2 separate regions of the Homo sapiens genome follow, and region 1 is linked to region 2. Evidence: read pairs that join two places in POLR2A ChIA-PET (ENCODE). Cell type or tissue: B cell. All regions are shown on one strand.

Evidence for each region. ChIA-PET counts read pairs that join two places held together with the same protein. Peaks named below come from ENCODE experiments on the same cell type or tissue, not always from the same donor. Only the 100,000 strongest peaks of a DNase experiment are listed, where the experiment ranks them.
Region 1: POLR2A ChIA-PET joins it to region 2 with 5 read pairs; 4 of 35 experiments call an interaction of 5 or more read pairs at or near these places.

What each region holds. Positions count from the first base shown.
Region 1 is chr1:183,583,771-183,586,270 of GRCh38, reverse strand. The region is part of intron 2 of NCF2 (neutrophil cytosolic factor 2); the gene reads left to right. Among named protein-coding and RNA genes, the nearest start is that of NCF2, 5.4 kb to the left of the region's middle. In B cell, no CTCF peak of the experiment used is centred here; a DNase peak (open chromatin) is centred at 1,150.
Region 2 is chr1:183,837,830-183,840,329 of GRCh38, reverse strand. All of the region lies in intron 2 of RGL1 (ral guanine nucleotide dissociation stimulator like 1), which reads right to left. Among named protein-coding and RNA genes, the nearest start is that of RGL1, 34 kb to the right of the region's middle. In B cell, no CTCF peak of the experiment used is centred here; no DNase peak of the experiment used is centred here.

The sequences.
Region 1 (2,500 bases), 250 kb after region 2:
CCTCCGCCTCCCAGGCTCAAGCGATTCTCCTGGCTTACCCTCCCGAGTAGCTGGGACTACAGGCATGCGCCACCACACCCAGCTAATTTTGTATTTTTAGTAGAGATGGGGTTTCTCCATGTTGGTCAGGCTGGTCTTGAACTCCCGACCTCAGGTGATCTGCCCACCTCAGCCCCCCAAAGTGCTGGGATTACAGGCATGTGCCACCACGCCCAGCCAGATGTTAAATTTAAAAACAGATTTCAAAACAGTTCATATAGCATAGTCCCATTTCTGTATCACAGAATAAAGTCTGGAAGGCCATAGATCAAAATGTTATCAATAATTCTCTCTGGATGGTGGGATTATAGGAAAATCCATTTTCTTCTATCACCCTGTCTGCATTTTTAGGTTTGTTTATAGTCAACATGGAATAATTAGTACAAAGATTAATAAATTCAAAATGAAAGTTAATCTCAATTCCTCCTCCCTCTCATCCTGCACAAATACCTCATAACAAATAACAAAGGAAAAAAATTCTAAGTGATAATTTCAAATGTTTTGGGGCATGGGAAACTGACCCTTTGTAGAAACTGTTCCACCAGTGTGCATCAGTTCTAGGGAAGAGGAATTTGGCTCAGGCTAATGAAGAATTTTTTTTTTTTTTGAGACGGAGTTTCGCCCTGTCACCCAGGCTGGAGTGCAGTGGCGCGATCTCGGCTCACTGCAACCTCTGCCTTCCACGTTCAAACAATTCTCTTGCCTCAGCCTCCCAAGTAGCTGGGATTACAGGTGCCCGCCACTACGTCCAGCTAATTTGTGTATTTTTCAGTAGAGACAGGGTTTCACCATGTTGGCCACGCTGGTCTCGAACTCCTGACCTTGTGATCCACCCGCCTCGGCCTCCCAAAGTACTGGGATTACAGGCATGAGTCACTGAGCCCAGCCTAATAAAGAACTTTCTGACAGTGAAAATGATCTGTGCATGGTGTGGGTGGGGTGAGGGTGAGGCCGGGCGTGGATGGAGCAGCAGGGAGGTTGTAGACAATGTCCAGACATCAGAGAGAGGGCTGGGCTCTGATCCTGTGCCACCCTGAAAGGCTTTGATCCTATGGTTTGGTCAGAAACAGAGCCTGTAAAACCCATGTATGCAGCTGTTGCTAAGGGCAACCACAAGATGCTCAAAGGACCTTAAAGATGTAGATGCAGTTAGTTACCTGAAGAAGTGAAAGTAGAAGTGAAGTCTTTTCTAAAAGAAAAACCACAGACACAATGGCAATCTGGGGAGAAAGAGAGCCTGGGATTGGGAGAAGATATCCAGGCATTTAGCTCTCTCTTCCCCCCATATTTAGTGTGACATATTTATTGTGACTTTATAAATTCTTTTTTTAATTTTAATTTTTTATTTTAATGTTTGTGGGTATGCAGTAGGTGTATATATTTATGGGACACATGAGATATTTTGGTACAGCAGGTGTTTATCTTGACCGACGTCTTGCCTCTAACTGCCTGTCCCCGCTCTTAACATCCTTCTCTTTCTCACTCCCCCTTACCCCGTCTCCAGACTATAGAATATGCAGGGAGGCCTAACAACAAATCCTTCAGCCGATCTTAAATCTCAAAACGCAAACTCTAAGGTCATTCCTTAGTGACCTCTAATAGTCTATAAAGAAGAGATACAACTGGCAAAAGAGTGAAGGCTCCCAGAAAGAATTTCCTCCAAAAAATGCCCGTGAGTCCCAGGATCTGGAAGGCCACGGTTTTGAGTGATTAGAAAGATCTTGGAAACTTCTAAAAGTAAGACCCAGGATTCAATTAATCTGTGATTGGTAATATTAATAGTTACACCTGAGAGAAAAATCTACCGAGTTTTATCTGTAATTCAACAATGAGGAAATTATACAAATGAGGCACTAATCTCAACCTCAAGCAGGCCCTCTTGCGCAATTCCCTAGGTGTTGGTATTCCCTTTGAAGTTCTGTTCTTGACCCTTTTCCCTTTTACAACTGCAGCAGTGGTTGTTAAATGGCAAAATGTGTTTCCAGAAATACACTTTCAAGCACACACATTCGTTTATGTACAATTCAGGGGCTATAGATATGAAGTCCGTATGTGAACCTTGAGGATCCATTCCTGGGCAAGGCCACCCTCTCCCATATGGCTGGCCTCCATTTCTCACAGAATCTGTACCTGAGATCCATCCAGGGAATGTCTCTTTCCCTAAACCTCATCAGGTTGACCTCTTAAATATTTCTTAAATCCACCTATTTCTCTCCATCCCCACTAGCACTGCCTTGGTTGAGACCCTCATTTTTCACCAGGACTACTGCAGTCACTTCCAAACTGATTTTCCAGCCACTGCTCTTGTCCCCTCCATTCATATTCCAGAGTGATCTTGTAAAATAAAAAAAAATTTAAAAAAAGCAATCTCTGTGAGAACTTCCAGTGGCTTCCATGACTGCAAGATAAAGGCCAAATTCCCTTGCCTGTTCCTATGTGGTCCAGCTGCTGCCACCCACTC
Region 2 (2,500 bases):
TCCTTCCCAAGGTGAGTCATAGAAACTAGAACCCCCTCTTATCCTAAAGCAAGGCTTAAAGCCTGGAAATATTGCTCTAACCTCCCTCACCTTTTTGTTTAGAAGCTGACCATAAATTCTCTGACCTACCTTGTCTGATAGTAGATCATAAGACCCTCATTCCATAGGGGTCCTGGCCCACACCCAGGGGGAAAGAAGAATACTACAAAGAGTGGCCAGGAAGAATCTGAACAGACAGGCCTTGCTGGGTTCCCCCTTAGTCTATTACCATTAGATCATACCCGTTTCATCCAATCACATTTCCACATGGCTGTCCATTCTTCATTGACTCTAAGCATAAAAATGGAAAGTTTCCTCTGGCTCTTTGGGCCATTATTTCTGAAGGCTCCCATGTCACATAAAACTTTGATTAAAGAAATCTGTTATGCTTTTCTCTTGTTAACCTGTCTTTTGTTATAGGAGAGTTACCGATGACCCTTATGATGGGTGAGGAAAGGCATCATACCTTTCCACCACTACAGGGGGAAAATGTGTGGCTGCATAAACAATATGACAGAGGGAAGGAATGCTTTGGCTGGAGAGCCAGCAGGAGACTACCTGATTATGGAGGACTTAGGTTGCATGCTAAGGAGCTGAGACTCTGTGTCCTGTTGAAATGGGAGACCAATGATGAGGTTTTAAGCATAGTCAAGGAAATCAACGTGGAGGACAGATTTGATGAGGACAGTTTTAAAGTTGGAAAAACCAGTACGAAAGTTGTGGATATTCCAGATAAGCAACTGCAAGGGCTTTAACTAGTACAATAATAGGAATGGAGAAGGTGGCAGATGGGAGGGACACATTTACCCTCCCATCAAATAATCAAAAAGAAGATCATCAAGACTTCTGATCAATTGGATGTAGAGAATAAAATGAAGGAAAATAAAGAATCTGGAAACTTCACCTGATTTCTAGTGTGGATGGCTGGAAAGGTAATGGTGTCACCTATAAGAAAGAAAATTGAGGGGAGGAAGTCAGATTTTGGTGGGTTAGGTACTGAATTACATGCCAATGGTAAGTCCAACAGGCAGTTAGAATCTAAAAGTTGGGAGAAGGGTCTAAGATGGAAATATGTAGAAATTACATCAATTAAAATAGGAAGAGTAGTAGGCTAAGGATGGTATCTGGATGAGTACCAAAATTAAGCTGGTTCCAAGAGTAAAGATGGGCAGCACCAGAAGAGGCACTTGCACATGTGGCAAATTCATACATCGTCTGATCTATGATGGCATTTCTGGGCAGAGAAACCAGAAGAAATCTTCACCACCAGATTCACATATGTGCTGACATATGTACCTTCCCTCTAATTATACAAACATATCAAGGCTTAGACAGCGGTATGCTGGAGCCAGCTTGAACCTCTTGCACGAGCCAAATGTGCACACTCCTCACCTCTGCATTCAGTGGCATCATGTTGGTAGTGTGAGTTCAGACATGGTGACACTATTTACGCCATGAAAATTAGCAATGCTACAAATTAGGGTTTTTATTTTGGAGGGCCAGTTTATCAGCATACCCCTGCCCAGAAGTCCCTCTCAGATTGTGTCAGTGTCAAGAGACACCTTCACACTGGCTGAGACATTTTCTTTCTGTGTACGTTCCAGTTAAGGTATTTGTGTTGTCACCATGATCTTTATCTGATAGAAGAAGGGAATTACACCTCTGAACTATGAAGAAAGTAGAAATGTGGAGGCAGGAGAGGCAGAAGGGCATGTGTATGACAAACCAATGTGCTCTGAAAAAACTACACGAGCCCCAAGAGTTGACCTTGCTTGAAGCCACTTGTTAGAATGAAGCCACGTGGTCAGGCTTCTATGATGAATATCCTTCATCCTCAGGAAGATGTAAAGGGAGCTGTAATAACAAACAATAGCTAGTGTTTTATCACACAGAAATCCCATCCCCCTTTGCCATCCTGTCTCAGTAGGGTTTCCTAGATAGAGTCCAGGAACCCTCCTGAAGGAAACAGGAAGCTGTGTTTCTCATCTCCTGAAAAAGAGTAGTACTCCTGGAGTCTTGGTCCAACATTAATCCATAACAGATTCTATCTTCTCTAACACAAATCTCCATTTCTGACATTCTGGTCATCCTTTAAGGATTCCAAAGTTTCCCAGAAAGCAAATTTAAATATTAAGTGGATTTTAAGAAGTTTGCCGACCACATTTTTCAAATAAAATAATTTCACTTTCATCTGATACTTTTCTGCTTGAAACTCAGAATGCCAATAACTAAAGCAAGGGTCTCCAACCCCTGCACCATGGACCAGTAGCAGTCTATGGCCTGTTAGGAACCGGGCCTCACAGCAGCAGGTGAGTGGCAGGTGAGCCAGCATTACTGCCTGAGCTCCACCTCCTGTCAGATCAGCGGCGACATTAGATTCTCATAGGAGCGCCAAGCCTATTGTGAACTGCACATGCGAGGGACCTAGGTTGTACACTTCTTATGGGAATCTAACTAATGC